2 separate regions of the Homo sapiens genome follow, and region 2 is linked to region 1. A link is a loop called in an ENCODE intact Hi-C map of the cell type or tissue named here. Cell type or tissue: mammary epithelial cell. All regions are shown on one strand. Each heading gives the region's core, and the rest is flanking DNA. Links, peaks and the distances in the headings are about the cores only.

The links. A loop is a pair of places that touch in the nucleus more often than their neighbours do. Peaks named below come from ENCODE experiments on the same cell type or tissue, not always from the same donor. Only the 100,000 strongest peaks of a DNase experiment are listed, where the experiment ranks them.
Region 2: it touches region 1 in a loop (4-fold over the local background); 4 of 110 quality-filtered maps call a loop at or near these places.

The regions. Positions count from the first base shown.
Region 1 is chr18:26,479,911-26,492,303 of GRCh38, reverse strand. The region is part of intron 2 of KCTD1 (potassium channel tetramerization domain containing 1); the gene reads left to right. Among named protein-coding and RNA genes, the nearest start is that of KCTD1, 62 kb to the left of the region's middle. RefSeq lists an enhancer at 10,598-11,797. In mammary epithelial cell, for the core only: no CTCF peak of the experiment used is centred there; DNase peaks (open chromatin) are centred at 3,693 and 4,633; H3K27ac peaks cover 4,297 bases.
Region 2 is chr18:26,399,854-26,412,246 of GRCh38, reverse strand. No RefSeq gene overlaps it. Among named protein-coding and RNA genes, the nearest start is that of LINC01543, 17 kb to the left of the region's middle. In mammary epithelial cell, for the core only: a CTCF peak has its summit at 6,669 (motif pointing left); a DNase peak (open chromatin) is centred at 4,336; H3K27ac peaks cover 783 bases.

The sequences.
Region 1 (12,393 bases), core at 1,363-9,362:
CTCAACAACAACAACAAAAAATTGCCTGCCCCTACCCCTCAAAGATTCCAATTTTTTTTTTCCAGATAGGGTCTCACTCTATTGCCCCGGCTGGAGTACAGTGGTGCAGTCACAGTTCACTGCAGCATAAACCTCCTGGGCTCAAGCAATCCTCCCATCTTAGCCTCTCAAGTAACTGGAACTACAGGTGCATGTCACCACACCTGGCTAATTTTTTATGTTTTTGTAGAGACGAGGTCTCACTTTGTTACCTAGGCTGGTCTCGAACTCCTGGGTCAAGTGATCCTCCTTGGCTTCCCAAAGTGCCAGGGTTATAGGCATCAGCCACCATGCCCACCCCAAGTGGGATCTTTGGATCCCAATTTTATTGGTCTGGAGCAGGGACTGGGCACAGGATTTTTTAATGTTTCCCATGTTCAGCCATATAGTCCAACACACCCCTTTTGGAACTGTGTTCTAAGAGTGGTTTTTAGACAAAAGGTCAAGTTGTCTATGATATTTCAAGCCACTTTCTTCTCAAGGCAGCCTTCACCTTATTCCCTAGCCAAGGGCATCTCTGTTAGTGCTGGGACATGGGTTACCCATGTGAGCCCTTCAGCCCCCGAGGAAGCCAGAGCTCCAGGCCAGTCACTTCCTGCCGTGAACAAAACTCTTGCTACCCTAGTGTCATACAAATATGGCACCATCATTTTCTGTGTGTATCATGACTTGGAACAGTTTGGAAAGGACCGCCTTGGACTGGGCAATGGGATAAATGGGTCTTGTTCTTATTTGCGTGTGGGTTTCTGAAGTCCTTTTCTTTCAGGCCCACATGTCCAGTGTGCAAGCCTGCCTGCAGCCAGGGACAAAGTTGACTTTGGACCAGTGACCTTGCCACTTGTCTGATGGCTCGTTGTTTGTACCTATGAAGAGAAAGTTGTTAGCAACAGTCAGTGACCAGCTTTGATCCTTGCACTGTGTGCCCACCGGAAAGAATGGTGCACTTGACAACACTGGGATATTGAGGGCTGCTCTCCAGGCTGGGAGGATTGAGGCCCATGGCTGTGTTAGTCACCACCCTCCTGCTGTGCCCTCCTTTCTTGTTGCTGCTGGAACAGTAGACCCCAAAACACCCCGCCAATGCAACAACCAGTGCGACACTCAAGGTTCACACTCCTACATGGAACACACATAAGCACGCATGCATGCATACACTCACACACCAATCCAGGAAACTTTGTTTAAATTTTTATTGTAAAAATATGCTCTCTGGGCCAGGTGCGGTGGCTCACACCTGTAATCCCAGCACTTTGGGAGGCCGAGGTGGGCGGATCACTTGAGCTCAGGAGTTTGAGACCAGCCTGGGCAACCTGGTGAAACTCCATCTCTACTAAAAATACAAAAATTAGCTGGGCATGGTAGCATGCACCTGTAGTCCCAGCTACTCGGGAGGCTGAGGCATGAGAATCGCTTGAGCCCGGGAGGCGGAGATTGCAGTGAGCCGAGATCACACTACTGTACTTCAGACCCTGGGCGACACAGAAAGACTCTATCTAAAAAAAAAAGCCCTCTAAACCTATGCCCTAGGTTTTAAAACAAATAACAGATCCGCCAGTAGTCTTCGGTGCCTGGCACAGAGCAAACACTTGATAAATATTTGTTGAATGTGAATGAATTTTGCTTAGTATCTCCCTTTATGACCTGGAGCAACTCAGCCACCCCAGGGCAGCTGCAGTGTGAAAGTCAAACATTTTGAGTCTTAGGTGCTAGAGTAGCCTTAGGACCTGCCTGGCCTAGTTTAATATGGGCAGCAAAGATTTACATCGTTTTTAATTCAAGGCACAAACCAGAAAGGAATTTTCTAGTCTCGCTATCCTGGAGGGAAAGAGCAATGAACCAGATTAACAGAAGAGTGTCCCCTGCCTTCAGAATGCTTTCCTCCAATTGATAGCTTTTCCCTAATCCCCCTGTGTCAGGGTCATCTCGAGGTACTTCTAATGATGCAGATTCCTGAGCTCCACCTGCTGTTTACTTAATCTATATCTCCCAGGTTGTGAGGAAAATCTTTAGTTTTAAGTTTCCCCACAATCCACATGCCTCTCCAAGTCAGGGCACCTGAGCTGCAGAGAAAGGTGGTGAGATGTAAACGCGTCACCATGCAGTACCATGGGCACCATGGTGGTGTGGCAGGAGACTCACTGGCAGAGTGAGGCCTTTCCTATTGACTCTGGCACAATCCACATCGCTTGGGACAATAATACTGACTGTACTCGTTTTTGATCAGTCATGAATAATATCATTGAGCAACACCCCAGGCATTTTTGCTCTGTTTTTTCATCGTATTTCGAGTCTACCCTTATCATACCAGAAAGAACTTTTATAATAATAAACCATGTGATTGATTTACTCGTTTGAAAAATTCATAAGCATTTCATAGAAGATTCAGATAATCTCTTACAACGTTAACATGTGACAAATATGCTCCACTTTACTGTGTCTTGAGAACAGTTCCATTCAAAGGGGTTTAAAATTTTAGATGTTATTTCATACAGCCCAGCCCACGAATCTCACACATCTTCTTTCAAGGATACCTATGCTATGCGTATGCTAGGCTGGAAGAAAATCCCGTACAAGTTATTCTCAAGCTGAGGAAATGTTTTTTATCAGGCCAACGTGGAAAATAACCTTTACCCCCAACTCCCAAACAGAAGCATTTATTCACACCCCAAAACCATGATGTTATAATTTTCATTTAAATATTCAGGATTGAAAGAAAAAAAACAGGCCAGGCACAATGGCCTGTAATCCCTACACTTTGGGAGGCCAGGCAGGAGGATTGCTTGAAGCTGGAAGTTCAACACCAGCTTGGGAAACACAGGGAAACACTATCTCTAACCCAAACTTCCTATGAGTAGTATCAGAAAGTCCCTCTGAAAGATATCTCATGGGTCCACTGCCACATAACTGAAACATGGATCACTGAAACGTGAGCTATGTTAGGAGAAGAGTCTGGTCCACCGCATCACCAGACAGTTCAGTCTATTATTATTATATAAGTCGCGTATAAAAATACCATTTCTTTTTACTAAAAATGCAGGATTTATAGCCTCAGTTAGATGAATTACCAATATTTGGCTTCTGAAAGATTACTCTCAAGCTGCCTGGAGATAGGAAGTGGTGACAGTTTGTCCCCAAAGCAGCCAGCTGCGTTGGTGCAGAATGCTTTCCGTGCTGGCCTTTCGAAGGTACCCAGGATGGTCCTGGTCCGAGCAGGGGATGAGAGTCAGGTGTAATCTTACGAGGTGTGTGTTTTTCATGCGTTCATATTTCAACAGTAGGCACCTGGAAGCTCCAATCTGACGGCAGTGACATTTGCAAATGAAAATGTTTTTTAAAAATCATGTTTCAGTGCCACAATTTTATCAGCTATTTGCCCGACTGTCTGAATCTATTCAAGACGTGGTATCAGTGGAAAAGACACTCGTTGGATAATGGCTTCCTGCTGCTACCGAGTGTCAAATGCCAAGTGTCAGTTTGCTTAGTAATAACATTGCTGTTTATCTTTTCTGGTGGTAATGATTATTTTTATTCTTATGCAACTTTTCTTATTGTGTTCTTCATATTCAGAAGATAAATTACAACTGTACATAACAGCTAACCACCACTTTCAAACAGTGGCAAACCTTGCCAGGCTGGGAGGGCTTCATAGCTGAAGGGTGAATTTGAGCTCGCCCAAACTTGTTTCTGTGATCGGAGCTGAGTGTGTTCCTGAACTCCCACCCAGCCTCGTTAAACTTGGCGAGGCCCCTCCCACCCCGCCAAAAATTGATTTTCAAAAAATAGCTTAGAAAGTCCTGAGGGCTTTAGAGCTTACCTAAAAACTGAAAACTCTCCTAGTCTCAAAGCAACACAAACAGTCAATATAAAAGAAAAAAAAAAGAATGCTCTTTTAAGTATATCCCACTGATCTGTAATCTTAGGGGCCCTAAAGAAGGTACATCATTAAAACATCATCATTTTGATGATACATTGCAGAAGGAACAAAATGGCATTAAGGGTGGAATTCAGAGAAAATGGACTGGAATAAAGGTTGTTGTATCAACCAAGGAAACCTAGGGAACCACGTTAAAAAAAAAAATGAAGTTCCATTCTTCACCCTAGCTTGATGTCTATAACGATTAGAAAAGCTGAACAGGGAAGATATGGTTTGTATTTCCAAGTACACCATGTGTCAGGCTCTTGAGGAACCCATTGATAATTCTTTATGCAGATTTTTAAATTAGAAAAGTATTTCTTTCTCACCCAGGCCTTCTGAATGAAAAGCTAGTGGAACAAGAAGTTATGGGAAGTGAAGTCATCAAACTACTACTAAAACTTTTCAATGCCTGTACATGATCATCTTAAAAGGAAGAGGAAAAAAATGAGGAATCCTTCTTAGCTGGGAAACTTTTATTTCTTGAAATGATTTTCAGGTTAGGGCTTGGTTCTGTTCTTTGAGGGGTAGGGAGAAATATTGATAGATATTCCTATCACCTAGCATGGCTATGGACTGGCTTGGGGCGTCTAGGTAAATTTTTGAACTATGATAAACCACGACTAAGCCCAGAAGGGCGTAGACAATTGCACAAGACACACACCTACAGACCGTGCATTGTTGGCCACAGTGCACCCAAGGGCAGAATGCTGTCAGCGCCTTCTTGGGTATTTCCCAACCACACACACCCACAAGTGTTGTCTTTGAATCATTAGCTGATATAAACTTAATATTTTTCACATGTCATTTTGATTTGGTGGCTATTTAAATAAGCTTGCGACATAAATTAGAAACCTTAAGCTTCTCAGAGCGTAAAGCCAACCAGGCACATCCTCCACTGTGATTTGAAGAAGCAATTAGACATTCTTAAAATGTTGGGTAATATGGACTTTTGATAGATTCTTTAAAATGTCTATATACTTTTGAAGTTGTATATTAGGATTCTTGTCCAATTTTCAGCTTTCTGTCCTCCTTTTCAAGAGATATAGCTCACAGTCCTGAGGCTGTCTCCTTCCTTTGACTTTGTCATTGCAAGGCTTAGGTTCTGAATGTGTTTTTAAGCTTCCTAGTCACTCTGACATCATAAACGACAGAATAATTCATTCCTTTTCATTCATCCAACCACCTTTCAATACTGTAGATATTTGAAGAGATATTCCGTTGACTGATACCATCAATGAAGTCGTGTGTGTGTGTGTCTGAGTATGGAGGGGTAAGGTGGGGGTGTGAAGGAATCAGGGTAGATTCAGTTACTTGCTTCCAGGTATCTTCTGTTAGGTGTCCAAAATGTATTTACCTAGTCTCTAAGTAAATTACGTCTATTTTCTAGTTCTTTCTTTTTGAATTAAGCGCTGTGTTAAGCCTCTGGTTTTTCACTTATAGGTAAAAAGCAAAAGATTTAAATACTGTTCTTTTGCTGGCATGATTGCAAGTGGGAAAAATTGTTAAATTGAAAATAGATATAGCTGGTTTGGCCATACTCCTCTCATAGTGTCATATAATTAATCTGACGTTTTTATATGAAGTGACTGCAGTGACATGCAAGTTAATTCCAACAGTCTGGAACAGTAAAACACCAAGGGAAATAATCAAAAAATAGGGAGAGACGGGGCCACCTGGAGAGCAGCAGTCACAGGGGGACGGGCCCAGAGTCTGTTCCATTTGTTAGAGCTATTGACACCACAGATGAAGAATCAAGAATGTTTCTTCACACAGGAAGGCCCCAGTCCAGTATTTAGGGTTGCGAATACTGAGAAACCCAGGAATAGGAACAGTCCTTCCAACACAGATTAGGTTCATTGGGAACACATGCAAAAGAGTTCGTTCTGTAACAAAGAGCGCAACTGCGAGATGAAGAAAGATTGGCAGGAGGTGCCAGAGCAGGAAAGGAGCTGGGACTTCTGGGACAGACGGACACTGTGAGTCGGGGACAGCATCGAGCATGTGCTGGCCCTCACTCTTCAGGGACAATAGACTGCGTAGCTCAGAAACCCTTGGCAAGTTACTCGATGGCTCTATAACTCAGTTTCTCCATCAGGAAAATCAAAATACTTTATAGAGCTGCAATAAGATTAAATCAGGGCCGGGTGCAGTGGCTCACACCTGTAATCCCAACACTTTGGGAGGCCAAGTGGGGCGGATCGCTTGAGGTCAGGAGTTCGAGACATGGGGGCTAACATGGTGAAACCCCGTCTCTATTAAAATACAAAAATTAGCTGGCCTAGTGGCGCACGCCTGTAATCTCAGCTACTCAGAAGGCTGAGGCAGGAAAATCGCTTGAACCCGGGAGGTGGAGGTTGCAGTGAGCCGAGATCATGCCACTGCACTCCAGCCTGGGCAAAAAAAAAAAAAAAAAGGATTAAATTAGATAATCCATAAAGTTTTTAGCGGAGTACTTGATACTCTTAATACATGTTAGCTATTTTAACATTTTTTTCTCTGAATAGCAATTATTATTGTGAAATGGAAAACACATTATGGAGTTTTAAATTAAGAGACTAAGGAGTGTATCAGAAATACCTCCAAATATAGAACAGTGTTGAGAGGAGGGTGGGCGTGGGCTGTGGGGCAGGTTCTGTGCATATGCTCATGCTTGCCTGCCCAAATAAAAAGCAAGGGAAAACCTAAACAGAAACTGTTCTAGCTGAAAAAAATACTAAATTGGGCTTCCCAGGGAGGTTATGATGATCTGATCCTCAACTGATTTTAGACAAATAGCCATTTACCCTAGAAATCATGTTTAAACAAACACTCAAGTCAGAGAACAGGCCCAGGTGATCTTAAAAGTTTTCTTTCAATTCAAGATGCATGCAGGATTTTCTATTCAGTCAGAATTCTGTTTTGGCATAGCACACTGTCTCCCAAGGATGCAAATCTGTCAGCATTTACCAAGGCCACGCACAGTGCTTTACTGAGCAGCAGAATGGCCACAGTGAGGATGTGGGTCCCAGCTGGGCCCTGCGGTCCAGCTGCCTGGTTGTGAATTCTGGCCTTACCATTGATTAGTTGGCTAGGTGTCCTTGCCTCTAAAATGGGGATAATGGTACCTACCTCATGGAGGTGTCAAGACTCTATACTGTGCCCTGCACAGATGAACACTCAGTTCAATGTAGGGCTTATTAGATATCCACTTATTCCTCATGAGAATTATTTGAGGTAGGTATTATCCCATTGCTCAGGTGAAGAAATCAAAACTCAAGGCAAGTTTCAAACCCAGGTCTATGGGTCTTGGAGCTGAACATGCCAGGAAGTTCCTAAGACATGACTGAAGGACTGTGCCAAAACTCTTGTGAATAATGGCGCCCTTATCTACCCCGCTCAGGTCAATACTGAGAGAAATGCTCCTCACTGGCTGTGTCTGTACGTCACCCATCAAACATCATGTTCTTTCCTGCCTCCGTGGCCTCCCTTCAGCTGAGCTCTTGGGCTAAAATCTCTTCTCCAAGCCCCTGTGCCCTTCCCCTTACTCCAAACCCTGCAGAGTCATTGCCTCCAGCAGGAGGCCTTCCCTGCCTGCCTAGGCCGGCTGGTTCCCTCTCCTCTGTCCTTCCGTGACACCCAGTGGGACCATATCATGCCCAGTTTAAGGCCCCAAAGAGCACAGGGAACATGGTGGGCATTCAGTAAATGAAGAAACAAAAAGTCTACTTATGTCAATTCTAAAAAGATTCAGTTTCATTGTAATAGTACTTTTCATAGTAAACAGTCAATGTAACCCTCTAATTTTTAAAAATTTTCTAACCGAAGTCAGGGGAGGATTAATAAGCTTACCAGAGAATCAGCTACCCCCGAGTGGCCCTGAGCCCTCAGTGATGGATTCTACAAAACGCCGAGTTCCTGACTTGTTATTGCACTCATACTTTTTCTTATATTTCAAACTTGCCTTTCCTTTCTCCCCTACTTTCTTCAGTTCTATGTATCATTTAAGAAAATGATGCCACCTCAGGGAACAGGTACTAGAAACATTATCTCCTCATAAGTAGATATAATTTGTTTTGTTTGTTTTTACTTAGAAGGTATTTTCCCCCTTCTCTTAAATTACTTCTATCCATTTCTATAACAAGCTCTGAATTAATTTTTATCTGTGTTCATGAAATATAGATGAAATTTCTTGAGTCTGGAAATCTTAAAGAGCTAGTCCTAGAATTTTTAACAGTTATAATACTTTAAACGAATTAAATGCTGTTTATGATAATGCAGACTTCTGAAACAACAAATTGACTGATGATATTTTTTACACTATAATTATCTCCAGCATCGCATTCCCTTTTTTAACAGAAAAACTTTTTATTATGGACATTTAAAAATATATGCAAAACAGGGAGAATACTTTTCTAAAGGTTTCATATATTAACCTAGCATTTCCTTCCCTTCCCCCCACTTTGTTTCATTCCTCTCTCATCTCAGCAGAAAGGAGGCAAAGGTTGCAACACCATCTCCTCTCTCCACGACTCCTTCCCTTCCTGCTGTCCTGAGTTTAGGTTGCACGTGCGGTGTCAGCTCTGCACATGCCTCTCATGTGTGCACACACACACACACACACATCTCCGTTGTGCATGCCCACAACTTACACACCTTCACCCAGCCTCCACCCTGGATTTGTCTATGTTAGGTTTCAGATATTAGGAAAAAAAGTTGGTTGAGAATCCAAATTAGTAACCATAAAAAAGTATGAAGCTACAAGTGCTTCCAAAAACAAAATGGTTCAATAGAAAAATACTCAGGCTGGGCGTGGTGGCTCATGCCTGTAATCCCAGTACTTTGGGAGGCCTTGGTGGGCAGGTTACCTGAGGTCAAGAGTTCAAGACCAGCCTGGCCAACATGGTGAAACCCCAACTCTACCAAAAATACAAAAACTAGCCGGGCGTGGTGGCAGGTGCCTGTAATCCCAGCTACTCGGGAGGCTGAGGCAGGAGAATCACTTTGACCCAGGAGGCAGAGGTTGCAGTGAGCCGAGATCATGCCACTGCACTCCAGCCTGGGTGATAGAGCGAGACTCACTCTCAAACAAAAAGAAAAAAGAAAAGAAAGAAAAATACTCTTTAAATCAGATTTTTTAAAATTAATTCCCTGCTGAGTGGTGGGCTCACAGCAGATTGTTCTTCTGTTTTGCTGCTCCTTCACCGTCTATACTTTTCCAGTTGACAACATAAGCAGGTATCACTTTTATAATTAAATATCTCCAAATGCTAAAGATGTCATTTGTAAGTAGCCTCTGAATCTCTTAGCCAGCAAAATAATTCTGGACCAGAAACTAAATGAAATCTTTTCCTAAAGTCCAAACCATATGTCCCATGGCTTGGAAGCCTAGACATAGAGAAAAAGAGGCATTTCTTGGCAAAGGAGAGCCAAATGGATAAAAGGGCCCAACCACCCGGGCCCTTCCCTTTTCTCGCCATCCTCATCCTGTGGTCCATCTGTCTTTGCACTTCTTTCCCCAGCCTCACCCCTGAGCAGGATGTCTCCACCCTCTCTGGGTTGGTCCATCCTGCAGCAATGCAGATGAGCCCTCCCTCTGTAATTACCATGCATGGACCACAGGGGAGAGTTGAAAGGATTAACCTGCTGGCCTCTCGGTAAAGCCAGGCCTGGTGTCGAGTTACATGCCTTGGTTCATGAGGTGGCATGGGGTGCCCTAGACAGTGCAGCATGGGAAGGGTGGGGGGTACAGAGCCTAGAGCCAGAAGACAGCTTCGGCAGAATTGGCAGCCTCTTCAAGCTAAACTTCCTTAGCTGTAAAGTGACAAATCCCGTAAGAGTTTTCAGGATTAAGTGTAGGGACACAGCACATAATAGAACAAGAGCTGCAAGGTAAGTGGAGATGAAACCTCATGTGTACTACTCTTCCCAGAGGTTTCCATTGCCCTGAGAATCCTCTTTCCCATCCCTCCTTAGGCCTCTTTATGATTGTACCAGCAGTTTGAAAGGAACCTCAGGAGTCTTGGGGTGTTTCAGTTTGGTTTGGTTCAGTTCAGTGTAGGGTATCTTCTCAGTCTACCAATGATTTCCTTGACCTCATTTTAAAGATTAAATGAGATATAAACCCTTAAAGCAGCCAGCTCACTCTTTGGCACATAATGCTATTCAATGAGTAGTAACTGGCATTAGAGCCATTGTCCCCCGTAAGCTTGAAGTTGACCATTGTGCCAATCACCACAGGGGCAGCATGGTGGGGTCTGGAGCCACCTCTGTGTCTACCCAGCCATGCATCCTTGAGTGTTACATATTTGTGACTCGGTGTCTCCATTTGTAAATGAGAGGCTGAACTTGGTTGTCCTGGAGATCCTTCACAGTTTAAGAAAGTATGCTCTGACACTTCAGAATGACAGGGTCTCAATTGATGTTGACTTGCCTCCTCGTTGGTCTCTCTGCTCAACCTCCTTTACACTGGTTCTCAACTCAGTTGAGACTTGGAGAGTTTTTTTTAAAAAAAATACAGATGCCTGGGCTTCATTCCCAACCAATTACATCAGAATAGCTGGGGATGGGGGCCCAGCATCATTATTTTTTCAGAGTTGCCCAGGTGATGCCACTGTGTAGCCAGGGTTAAGAACCACTGCATTATGCAAATGATGTAGTCAAAGCAAGGCAAAACAGACAGGATTTGGATAAGCCAGAAGCTGTGTCTGTGAGAAGGCGTGATTTCAGATGTGGCACCTTGACTGTCTCACTCCTAAATGTGCTCTTTTACTTACTGTCCCTGACAACATAGCCTGACACCAGTCGCTATTGCCCTTGAGACCAAATCTAAACTCCTTGACCCGGCTCACATGGCTTTTTACGATCTGGCTTCTGCTGCTTCAGCCTCATTTTTCAGCCAGCCTGACTACACCCCAATAGAGAGTAATCACATGGCAGGGTTTGGCTACAAGCCTTTGTATCTTCCGCACCCTTCTCCCTGCTTACCTAACCTTACCTCCTGCCCCTGTACCTGGCCAACTTCTTCTCCTTCAGGTCTCCAATGAGCTTTCTCTTTCTTCCCTGCCAACCCCAGATTGAGTTAGGTGAGCCAGGTGCACCTCCTGAGCCCACTGTGCACACCCAGTGACACACTTGATCACACTGCACTTGACCCACACTCCCAGCCCCGACGACTTAAATTCCACAAAAGCAAGGACTGTGGCTTATTTACTACTGCATCCCCTGTATCTGGCATAGTGAGCCCCCACTAATACTGGTGGAAAGAGTGAATGAGTAACTGAATGATTACACAAGAAACAAAGAAATTCTTAAGAACCTGAGTCACAGGAAATTAGAGATATCAGGTCCATAAAATGAATGAATACACAAGAAAAAATTCTTAATGAATGATTCACGCTAAGCCAAATGTAGGATCCTAGCCCCATACTCTCTTTGACTTAAGACCATTCTTTAATGCACAGTGTGGACAGCACACGATGCCAGGGAGAGTGGAGAGAACCAGACTCACTTCCCACCAAATGGGCTTGGTTTCCTCAGAGATTAGGTCTTGCATTATTTGCTCTATAAACAAGAGTAATCAACAGAGTGCTAATTTTTTTTTTTTAAGACAAAGTCTCGCTCTGTTGCCCAGGCTGGAGTGCAGTGACATGATCTTGGCTCACTACAACCTCCATCTCCCGGGTTCAGGCAGTTCTCTGCCTCAACCTCCCGAGTTGCTGGGATTACAGGTGCGTGCCACCACGCCCGGCTAATTTTTGTATTTTTAGTAGAGACAGGGTTTCACCATGTTGGTCAGGCTCGTCTTGAACTCCTGACCTTGGGATCTGCCCACCTCAGCCTCCCAAAGTGCTGGGATTACAGGCATGAGCCACCATGCCCAAGCCTCAGAGTGCTAATATTAAAAAGCTAATATTGAGTGGAATTCAGTATCTGTCATTTTTAATGAACTTTTTTTTAGTGAACATATTTTGAGTGAACTTTCCAATCTTATTAGTTAATGAAATATGTACAGTAAAATAATACAGTGTTTGAGATTTACCTCAGAATAACCAGTGGAAAGGAGAATGAGGCATAGAGGTAGAGTTGAAACAAAATTAACCAGGAATTGACAGCTTTTGAAGCTGGTTGATGGTCATATGGGGGTTCATTCTATTATTTTCTCTGCTTTGGCATAAGTTTGAAATTGTTCAAAATAAAATGTTTTAAAAAGTAAAAAAAATAGTTAAAATAGTAATGATCATCCTTAAAAAACAAAAAGAAATTGGTGGAAGAAAGTCGTTCTCAGCATTGCCACTTGATTCAATGAGTGAAAAAAAAAAAAAAAAAAAAATTCCAAAACCAGCCATACATCGTCTGGAGCCAGCTTGGTCTTGGCTAGTTGGAAAACAGGAATGTTCTCCAAGGTTAGTAAACTGTAATGAGTTCCACATAGTTTTCAGGCATCAGAGTTTACAAATCAC
Region 2 (12,393 bases), core at 2,810-10,809, 82 kb after region 1:
GGCTATTTTTTTTTTTTTTAATTTTTTAGTAGAGACGGGGCTTCACCATGTTGGTCAGGCTGGTCTCAAACTCTTGACCTCAAGTGATCTGCCTGCCTCGGCCTCCCAAAATGCTGGGATTATAGGCATGAGCCACCACACCTGGCCATAAAGCATACAATTTATAATAGAATTAATCATCTAAGCATATGATTTAAGATAGAAAAAGAATTGGATAATCCCAAAGAAAGCTAAAAGAAAGAGACTGATGAAATAAAAGGCAAAAATATAATAGAATCAACACAACCAAAAATCATTTATTTGCCAAAACTAATAAAATTGATAAATTTCTGGCAAGATTGATCAAGAAAAAGAGAAGACACAAGTAACAATGTCAGAAACAAAAAATGAGACATAAATACTGATGCTTCAAGACATTACAAAGATTTAAGAGGTTATTATAAACATTATACCAGTAAATTTGAAAATGTAGATGAAACAAATTACTAGATAAATGTGACTTTTCATAATAAACTCAAACTCAAGAGAACACAGAAAACTCAAATAGTCATAATCAATACAAAAATTGAATCAACAGTTTAAAAATCTTCCTACAAAGGAAACATCAGGCTCAGATGCTTTTAGCCACAAGTTCTACCAACATTCAAGAAATGGGCACGGTGGTTCATGCCTGCAATCCCAGCACTTTGAAAGGCCAAGGTGGAAGGATCGCTTGAGACCAGGAGTTTGAGACCAGCCTGGACAACATAGTGAGACTCTGTCTCTAAAAACAAACAAACAAAACAAAAAAAAAGAAAGAAGGAAAAGTAGTCTTAAATTATTTCAGAATAGAGAAACGTAGGTAAGACTCACCATCTCATTTTAATGAGGCTTGCATAACTTTGGTAGCAAAACCAGATAAGAACAGTAGCTGAAAAGAAGTTTGCAATCTCACTTATGAAATGTAGATATAAAAATCATGAACTACTAGCTACCTATGGAAAATGTAAGATGCCCACTTTTTTTTTTTTTTTTTTTTGCTACTCTTTCCACTGAGACATAGAGTCTAATTTATTTCCTCTTGAATCTGGGTTGGCCCTAGGAAAGTACTTAATAATAGAATATGGCAGAAGTGGCACTGAATGACTTCTAAGGCTAGTGAGCAGAAGCGTGTGGCTTTCATCTTAGTCTCAGAACACTCTGTCGAGGAGCCCTGAGCTGTCACGTAAGATATAAGACTGCCCTGAGAATGCCAGCTAGAGAGGCATCGTGAAAGCACTGCAGTGACAATCCCAGGCAATTCCAGTTTTTCTATCAATGGGCCAGAAATGTGAATGAGGCTCTCGAACCCGCCAGACCAGCCCATCTGCCAGCTTAATACCACCAAGTGACCTCAACGAGTCCATAGGGAATGGGAATATTCCTGAGCTGAATCCTGCCCAGATTCCTAACCTGCAAAATGGTAGGTATAATAAAGTGGATATTGTTTTATTTTTTATTTTTTTGAGACAGAGCCTTCTTCTGTCACCCAGGCTGGAGTGCGGTGGTGTGATCACGGCTCACTGCAACCTCTGCCCTCCCCCTACCACCTCCCCAGGCTCAAGCAATCCTCCTACCTCAGCCTCCCGAGTAGTTGGGACCACAGGCATGCACTACCATACCCAGCTACTTCTTTTACAGAGATGCCTCACCATGTTGCCCAGGCTGGTCTCAAACTCCTGGGCTCAAGGGATCTGCCTATTTTGGCCTCCCAAAGTGCTGGGATTACATGTGTGAGCCACTGTGCCCAGCCTGGATGTTTTTTAAATAACTAAGTTTTGAGGGTAATCTGTTATGCAGCAATAGACAACCAGAACACTCACGAACTCCAGCATTACATAAAATCATTATAGGCCAGGCACAGTGGCTCAGGCCTGTAATCCCAGCACTTTGGGAGGCAGAGCTGGGAGTTTGAGACCAGCCTGGGCAACATAGAGAGACCTTGTCACTACTAAAAATAAAAAAAGAGCCAGGTGTGGTTACATGAACCTGCAGTCCCAGCTACCTGAGAGGCTGAGTCAGGAGGGTTGCTTGAACTCAGGAGGTTGAGGCTGCAGTGAGCCATGATTGTGCCACTGCACTCCAGCCTAAGCAACAGAAAGACCCTGTCACAAAACAAACAAACAAGCAAATTTCAGGTGGGCTAAGGAGTTAATGTGAAAAACAAAACTATAAAACTTTTAAAAGACATTAGAGGAAACTATGTTTATGAATTTGTATGTAGAAGGGGAAGATTTCTGAAACCAGACACAATTATACAAACTATAAAGGGAAAGATTAAAGAATGGAACTGTTAAAATTAATAACTTCTGTTCAGCAAAAGCCACCATAACAAAAAAATAAGCCAAAATTGGGAGAATATATTTGCAATACACATAAGTGACTCAAGATTGGTATCCAAAACATATAAAGAACACCCACCTATTAATCTGTCAAGAAAAATAGGCAAAAGATTTGAATAGGTGTGTCACCATGGCCAATTTGCATGTGAAAAAACCCATCCTCGTTAACCAACAGGGAAATTCAAATAGAAACCACAGTGAGCTATCACTTCATGCCCACCAGGCTGGCAAATATTAAAGATGATATCAAGTGTTGGTAAGGATGTGAAATGAGTGGTAGATCTATACCCCACCTGTCAGAATGTAGACTGACCTAGCTACTTGGAAAACTGAAGATGTACAAATCGTATCATCCAGCAACTTTACTTCTACGGAAAGTCCTGAACAAGGAGCCGTGTCTAGAATGTACATAGCATAGCAAGGGAGTCTGGGAGAGTAAAAACCTGAAAACAACCTAAGTGTCCATCACAATCAATGTGTCCATCACAATCAATGTGTCCATCACAATCAATGTCTCCACACAACGGGACTCAAGGCAGCAGGAAACTGAACAACTCACAGCTGTGGCCAAATGATGCTTCTCAGGAGGCTGGTGTCCAGCAGAAAGAAGCACGTTGCAGAAGGCTATGTCCTGTATCATTCCATCATGTGAAGCCCAAAGATATGCAAACAGAAAGTTCTAGTTAGATGAAGAAAGGCGAGAGAATGGTGAATACACAACTCAGGATGATTAATTACTTTTAGTGTAGAGACAAGGGGACAAGGAACGGGGTGGAGGCCACACAGGAATCTCCAAAGTTAGGAGCAGTAGCCTTTTATGAAAGGAGGGTGTGGGGTGCATGAATGCTCCCAGGATCATTATTCTTTTATTCTATTCAATATTATTATTTAACACTGTTGGGGAGCCCCCACACCCGCCACCCACCCCAGGATTGGCTACTGGCATGGTCCAAGGTGCCACTACAGAACAGCTCTTCCCACTGTGACCAGAGCATTGAGTCAGACAGCCGCCAGGGCAACATGCTGCCGGATTCTTCAGTCACCTCCCAGGAGTAAGAAAAGACTTCTCTTTTCCTTTCCAAGCAGGTTTTCCACCTGAGCTACATCCAGGGAAATCTCTGACTCCATTGGATAAAGGGTGATGTATGTGTGAACTGTGCGTGTGGCCAGAGGAGGAGTGGAGAAGGACAACCAGAGGTGAAGAAAGAGTGCTGGTTAGGGCCAAAGACAAGCCGCGAAATAGGAGAGGTTATGGGAAAGCTCCTCACGGCACCCAAGGAACACGAGGATCAACGCTGAATGTACCAATTACCGCACATTGCGTCTACACTCAGGGCCTGATGAAACCAGTTTGATTCTGGCCAACAGCCAGGGGAAGAAACCCCACTGGGCCCACTTTCACAATGCCCTTGAGGATGGGCCTGGTAAATGGGTACCTTGGAAGGAAGAATAAAGGGTTCTGTCCATTCCTGCCAACTTCTTATCCATGCAAGGTCCTAGCATCAATTAAAAATGCCCCGTCCTGTTTGGCCTGTCTGCCAGGGGGCAGGGTGGAATACACTTGCCTCATCTAATACCAGGGATTGCTCTGCCTTCATTTCTCCTAAAGCAAAACTTGGCACTGGCCCCCAGCGTGGCAGAAAGACAAGCCCGTCCCTTCCAGGTCATTCATTCTTGGCCTCAGCTTGGGGCGGGAAGGTAGGAGACGCATGAAGCACCTCGGGAAAGTAGCCCACAGAGCTAGCTCACGGAGCTGGCCCAACTTCTCCAACCTCAGGGTTGGTATCAAAGGGCTGGGGGAACCACTGTGGCTCCAGTTTGCCTGACTTCAGAACTCCAGCGGTTGGGACTTTTTGGTTTTTATCCCATTCGTCTTTTTTTTAAGTTTCTAATCAGCAAGAATCAGCAAAGCAGCCTTTATGGTGCAATAATTCTGCATGTCTTGTTATAAATATCCCCAGGCAAAGTTAGGGTTATTTCATATGACTATCAAAGTAACACGCCCGCTTCGGTTGCAACAAGGAATCTGTGAGGACTAGCGAGCAGGAAGCTTACCAGCTGCATTGTAAGAGGCCTTTCTTTTAATAAAATGGGCACATATTTACCTATAAAAGAGAATGACCAGCTGGGCACATTCAGAGCCCATGTGACATAAAGATACAGAGAGAGAAATCACATTATTTTTGGAATTAAAAAAAAAAAAAGAAAAATTCGCCCATCCACCCACTTCCCAGGAACAGCCCTCAGTTGTGGGTTTTGGCGACATTGATGTTTACAATAAACTCCCAGAGCTCAAAGGCTCCAGGTCCAGTACCAGAGGCCTTGGATCTAAAGAAGATGCTGTGGTCTGGTTTTCTTAAATGGAGAATGAAGAGCCTCCTCCCCTTCCTCTGAACAAACCTCTGATGAAAGTTTGAAATTGTTAAATCCACGATGAAACGATACTCCTATGGTTCTGTTTTATTTACTGCATTCGATCTTGGTTATTTAGACCCTGATGAGGTTCAGCAGGGACACGAGTGAGCTCACAGAGGGGCAGGACAGAGGCAACAAACCCCCGCACTCTGTTCTTTCCTGTGCAAACTTGCTGCTCGGCCTCTTAAGATTTCCAAACTGCAGGCTCCCTACCAGGGAGGACGGCACAACTTTTTTTTTTTTCCCTCAAACTTCCCCAAAGCTGCAAGTTTGTTCTGGCTAAGAGAGAAATGTCTGTGAGGGGTCCGATTTGGTAAGAAGCTTATTTGTTCACTTATGTTTTTAGTTCACTAAGCACTTCACTTGCCCTGGCCTCTGTGAGGACATTTGCATATTGAATCATCCCAATTTGCATATACAGCAGGCACCTTTCCTCTTCGGACAGATCAGTCCGCTGAGGCTGGACAGGGGAGTAACTGCCCAACAGCACATGCTGCCCAGTCACTGGGGCCTTGGGAGGCTGCCCGCGCCTGTCCCTAATCTCTCCCGTCAGAACCCTTCCTGCTCCCCTTCCTCAGGACTCTCCACTATCCAGGTGGGGGAGAAACACGTGCGCCCGTTAGCTGTGACATGGACCCCACCTGGAGGCGGCTCCTCAGGCTCTTGGTCTATGGATATGGCAGCTGTGGGTCCTCCAGTCAAATCACAGATCTAGATTTTGAGTAGGGAAATATGAGCCCTGGCTATAGGGCCACAGGGACCCTCCCTCTGCCCTTTTTACCTCAAACCCTCTGCCTCTATCTGGAGCCCCAAGTTTTATATCCCCCAGGCGCTAATTAAAGGCCTCCCTTGGAGACCTTCCTGGAGGGCATTTCAGGGCAGCTCCCCCACTCCCATCCCACGCTGAGGTGGAGAATGAATGTATTTATCCTCCTGATCTCCATGACCACGTTTCTGAGCTGTGAGAAGATGTGGCCTGACACGTGGCCTGTGCGCCAGGGCGGAAACAGGAGAGGTGGGGTGGGGAGAGGGCGCAGGCAGCTGCTCCTCTGCCGGGTTCTGCCCTGCATCCGCCCCCTGCGTGGTGTCCAGGGACCAGGTGAAACCCAGACCTCCTCTTCCAGCCTGGACCGTGACTGCCACACCGGCAGCTCTGTGCAGGCCTGGGGAGAGAGAACTAATTTCCTTCGCACCCGAAGTGCACACCCAGTGAAGGCATAACCTCCTCGGGGCTCAACCAGGCACCCATGGCTATACTTGGAAGGGATTTCTTCTCTCAAATCCCTTCGTATAACAGACAGACCAGCCTAGTAGATAACAAACTAGTTCTAGCAAAATGACTAGGGAGCCAGTTGCTGGTTAATGGGCCTTTAGTTGGTGCAGGGCTATAAAACTTGGGGCTCCAGTTAGAGGCAGAGGGTTGGAGGTAAAACAAGTCTATTTGTCTTGATTGCAGAGCCGGAGGCTTCATCCCCCCGGACAATAGGATAATGAAAGGGGAGACACCGATCTTCCTCGAGTTTCTAGCTTGAGAGACAACAGGGAATCCCTTTGGGGAGTGATGGCTGGGATACCAGACTTCTTCTATCAACCTGCGTGAGGAGAAGGGTCTCAGCAGGTGAGGAGATGCAGGGAGCTCTCTGGTCAGAACTGCATGTGAGTAAGAAGGGCTTTCAGGAGGCCCATTGACAGATGCCTAGAAAGCTTGGGGCAGGAAGCATTTGAAAATGCTTAACCCGGGTTAACACTGAAACAGCACAAGCAAACCTGCTGCCTGTGGCTTCCACAAGGCCAGCTTAAAGGGCCTCCTGTGCTCAGTTTCCACCTGATCCCTCTGGGGAAGCCCAGAGGAACATGCCTGTGACTCAAAGGGTGGCCTGTGCTGCCACCAACTGTCAGGAGGACACTGCCAGGCTCTGCCAAGCTGCTTGGGGTCCCGCTGACTTCCAGACTTTCCGCTCCAGAGGAGCTAAAACAAGATGATAAAATCCCTAATTATGGTCTCTGTAGGCACTTCTACCCTTAGGCCCATGCTAGCTGCCAGGCAGCTAAGAGGCTCCCTGGGTGCTGAGTGCCCAGGGAGGAGGCCCTGCTGGATAAGACCTCTGATCCAGCCTGGGCCCACAACCCCTCCATCTCCAAACCTCTCACCAGTCATGAGTTTTCCCCCAAGCGAGGCTGCAGTCAAGGGGCACTTGTTGCCTGTTACCAAAAACACAAATCCCAAAAGTGGGACCTCAGTGGATACGTGTGAGGCTGTCTATAGATAACCCAGAGCTGTCCCTGCCCTCACCCACCCCCACCAACCCTACCAAGGAGGAGGAAAGGATGGTATTGGGGTGGAGGAGACCCCAGAATGGGGAGCAGCAAGGATTCTCTTCAAATACTGATTTGGTGGCAAGGCAGTGACCCCTCACTGGCTGTTCCCTCGGTGGTGGTACCTGGCAGGTAGGTGGGGCCACCCCGAGATGCTTTATCATTAGATCTGCGACCTCTGAAAGACCAAATCAGATGGACGAAGGTGGTTGTGTACGTGCACGAATGGGGGGCCAAGTGGAAACTACATGAAAGCCAGGACCACCCATACTTACATTCGAATAGGCACTATCCTTCAGGAGCACCTGAGTCAAGGGAGTTTGAGATACATGTTCTGTGCAAAACCACCAGCGGGGTCTGACAAGACAGTCTAGTTAACTCCTGTACTCCTTAGCTTAGCTCACAAAAGCTGTCACTCTGCACTCTGAACCAGACATGCCCCAGCTTTAGTTAAGCAATTCTCCAAATAAGACATGGCATGACACCTTCAGCCTTTGCCTAGAAAACCTTCCTGCTTAGCCTAAGTCACTCCTATTTATTCTCCAGGTCTCATGTAAAAAACACCCCAGTCCCTGTCTCTTCCAGAGTAGGCCCTCCTCCTGCATGGCCCACAGGACCTGGCACATGCCGTCACAGCACCCAGCATGCCCCATGTCATTATTTAGTGATAGATGTGTCTCCCTGATTTGGCTCATCTCTGTGGACCCATCACAGTGCTGGGGGTACAATGGACATGTGACAAAATAAGGGTATCACTAACTGTAAGCTATTCGATAAACACTCTTTTCGAGAAGACAAGGAAACAGAAAGGCAGAATGTGAAAGAAATAGGAGTTGAGACAAACAACAAATCTCCCACAGCTCTCGGGCCATACACTACCTGCACCGTCACCTGCTGTGTGTGCCTCACAAAGGCATTCTGATGTGAATCAAAATGGAAATTCAGAATACGAAAGATGTGTGAAGCTGGGCATAGTGGTGCACACTTGCAGTCCCAGCTTCTTGGAAGGCTGAAGTTGGGGGGATCACTTGAGCCTAGGAGTTCAAGACCAGCCTGGGCAACATAGCCAGATCCTGCATCTTAAAAAAAAAAGTGTGAGAATTTGCTTAGAAATGTTAGAGACAGGACAGACTTTAATAATCTCTCCTTTGAAAGTAAGACCAGATAGAGTGAACTGTGGGGTGTTAGCCCCTCTAACTGGAAGAATGGTGGTGTTTCTGTCTAGCAGACAATTCGGATTTCTTCCAACCCCTCATTGCACTAACCTCTTTAAATGCAGTTAATGTATGTAGTCAGCTAATTTGTCCATTGCTTTAGGTTCAGACCCAGTTCTTACATTTGTCTGGCTCAAAAACTGAGTGACATTGCCAGGGTGCATACGAAAATTTTTTTAAATACTACCAGTGTTCCTAGAAATTGTGCATAAATCAAAATGAATTCTAGTGCTGTGTCCTCAGGCAAACTACCTCATCTCTCTGGGCTTCAAGTCCTCATTCTGAAATCTGACTCTATGGCTAGAGTTCAATCCAGTTTTAAAATTCCTAAGCCTGGATTGGATCTGATCCTTAGGCAATGCAGTTTTAAGTAAATCTAATATACAGAAAAGTCCAGGTTTACTAAAAATCAATGAAGGGGTTTGGGAGTACAGCACTTCTCAAAGTTATAATGCCAGTCACCTAGGGATCTTGTTAAAATGCCGATTCTCACTGAGTGGCTCTGAGGTGGGGCCAGGGTTAGCATTTCTAATAAGCTCCCAGGTGATGCCTAGGCTGCTGGTCCGTGGACCATACTTTGAGTAACATGCCTGCTATGCTAAAACCTCAGATTATCTTGCTAAGGCCAGGATGACCAATTTCACCAAAAAGCAATAGTGGAAGAGAGGAGGGGATGGTCTATTCATTTGCTAGGGCTGCCATAACAAAGCACCACAGACTGGGTGGCTTAAACAACAGAAATTAATCTTCTCACTGTTCTGAAGGGCCAAAAATCCAAGATCAAGGTGTTGGCAGGGGGCAGTTGCTTCTGAGGACTGTGAGGCAAGACTGGTCCATCCAGGCCTTTCTCCTTGACTTGGAGATGGCCAACTTCTCCCTCTTTCTTCACATGAAGTAAGGACACACACACTCTATGTGTGTTTCTGTGTCCTTATCTCCTCCTCTTATAAGGACACCAGTCATTGGATTACGGCCCATCCTGATTCTGTCACTGTGACTTATCTCTTTAAAGGCCTTACCTCAGAATGCAGTCACCGTCTGAGGTGCTGGGGGTGAGGGCTTCAATGCATAAATTTGGGAAGGTCACAATTCAGCCCATCACAGATGGGGATCTTCCACCCATTGTCCTGCTCTTCTTTGAGATGGCTGCTAGACGGGTTAGCCACATGCTGCATAGTGCTTAGAACCAAGCAACTTGTTCTTCAGAGTTGCTCATAAACCCTGTGGACTCTGCAATAGTACCATCAGTTAGATACAGTCACAGCTGACTGTAGAGTGATATCAGTGCTAATTAATAGATTGATGTTGCAGGGCAGCAACATGCTTCATGGTTTTATTGCTGGCCCTGTCTTGCTCAACACATTTATGCACAAGTTGAATGAACACAGAAAGTACGCTTATGAAATTTGTGGATGACACAAGGTTGAGAGGGAAAACCAATTGTATAGTTGATTGAAGAACTTGAACTCAAATGTTCTCAGTAAGTGACAGAATCAAAATGATTGTGACCAGCTAAGAATAACAGGCCTAAACAAACAAAATGAAGTATAACCAGATATATTTAAACTTTCCTCTTTAGGTTGATCAAGGCAACTATCAGTTAGAAAGGCGCATCCCAAACTTCAGTGTGCATCACAATCCCCGGGGGATCTTGCTAGAAAGAAGCATCTCATTCAAAAGGTCTGGGGTGGGGGCTGGGCGTGGTGGCTCACGCCTGTAATTCCAACACTTTGGGAGGCCGAGGCAGGAGGATCACTTCATCTCACGAGTTTAAGACCAGCCTGGGAAACATGGTGAAACCCCATCTCTACAAAAAACCCAAAAATTAGCTGGATGTGGCCGGGCACAGTGACTCACACCTGTAATCCTAGCACTTTGGGAGGCTGAGGTGGGAGGATTGCCTGAGCTCAGGAGTTTGAGACCAGCCTTGGGAGCTTGGTAAAACCCCATCTCTACTAAAATACAAAAAATTAGCTGGGTGTGGTGGGTGGTGCCTGTAATCCCAGCTACTCAGGAGGCTGAGGCGGGAGAACTGCTTGAACCCAGGAGGCAGAGGTTGCAGTGAGCTGAGATTGCATCACTGCACTCTAGCCTGGACAACAGAGAGAGACTCTGTCTCAAAAATAAATAAATTTAAAAATAAAATAAAATACATTAGCAGGATATGGTGGCACATACCTGTGGTCCCAGCTACTCGGGAGGCCAAGACAGGGAGATCACTTGAGGTCAGGAGTCGAGACCAGCCTGGGCAACATGGCGAAACTCCATCTCTACTAAAAAAAAATATATATATATGTGTATATATATGTGTATATATATATGTGTATATATATGTGTATATATATATGTATATATATGTGTATATATATGCATATATATATGTATATATATGTGTGTGTGTGTGTATATATATATATATATATACACACACACACACACATACACACACATACACATATATATAAATTAGCCGGGTATGGTGGCACACGCTGGTAGTCCCAGCTACTCCAGAGTCTGAGGCAGGAGAATCGCCTGAACCCAGGAGGCAGAGGTTGCAGTGAACCGAGATTGCACTATTGCACTCCAGCCTGGGTGACAGAGCAAGACCCCATCTCAAAAAAAAAAAAAAGTCTGGGGTGAGGCTTGAATCCTACGTTTCTTGCAAGTTCCCAGTTGATACCAATGCTGCTGGTCCATGGGCCACACTGAATAGTGAGAGTGAAAAGCGCTAGGATGATTAATCACAGTCTTAACTTTGTACCTACAGAATTATGGAATTCTAAGTAGTAAATGGGCACACTGTCTTTCCTACTCCCCAAGCCCCACCTGCTGTGCTGCATTTAGTGTGGGAAGCCATATTTTAATGTGGCCTTTATGATATTAGAATACAACCAAGAAAACAATACAAATACAGAGAAATCTAGAATTTCCACTGTGAGAACTGAAAGAGCTGGGATCCATCAGCCTGGAGAAGGGAATAATAAGTGTAGGAAAGAAAATGGGTAGCTTTCCTTAGATTTTTAAAATACCATTAGGTGGGAGAGAGTAGCCCTAAGCATTTAAAGAAAATCTCAGTGTAGGGTGTAGGGATCAAGAGTCCAGGCTCTGAGGTTAGACAGATCTATGTTCAAATCTTAACACCACTTTCTCTGTGACTTCCAGTAAATTACCTAGTCGCTTGACACAGCAGTGTCTTTATCATATAATAAAAATATTAAGAGTAGTAGCCATCTGCATCAGTTAATTCGGCTGTTAACTGCTATCACAGAAATATTGTGTTAGTGGCTTACACATCAGAGCCTTATTTCTCACTTGTGTGTAGTCCAAAATGGGTGTTCTGGATTAGCAGGCAGTTTTGCACTAAACGAAGATTCAGTGACGTAGGGCTCCTTCCATCTGGTGGCTCTGCCATTTTCATCACCAACCTTCCAAGGTCACCATGAAAGGGAAAGAGCATGCAAGATCATGTGTGGAGCCCAGGCGCAGTGGCTCACGCCTGTAATCCCAGCACTTTGGGAGGCTGAGGGGGTAAGATCGCTTGGGCTTAGAGTTTGAGACCAGCCTGGGCAACATAGCGAAACCTCGTCTCTACTAAAAATACAAAAATTAGCTGGACATGGTGCTATGTGTCTGTAGTCTCAGTGACTCGGGAGCCTGAGGTGGGAGAATCACTTGAGCCTGGGAAGTCAAGGCTGCAGTGAGCCAAGATCGTGTCACTGTATTCCAGCCTGAGTGAGAGAGCAAGACCCTGTCTCAAATACATAAATAAAAAGCTCATGCATGGCAGGTTATCATGAGCCATATCTGAAAGTGTCACACATCCCTTCTGCCTACATCTCATTCGCTGGACCTCAGGCACCAGGCCACATTTAACTATGAGGAGGCTTAAAAATGTGGTCTAGCTGCACAGCCAAGGGAAAACGAGTTCAGTGAACCGCTAGCCCCTCTCTGCCACTCTCTATCAGAAGGCTGTTGTGAGGATTAAGTTAGATAATGCAGGTAAGATGCTTAGTTTGACATAGTATCTGATACATAGGGATCAGTAAATTGCTAGTTATGTGCTTTTGGAAGAAAAAAGTAAGTCCCAA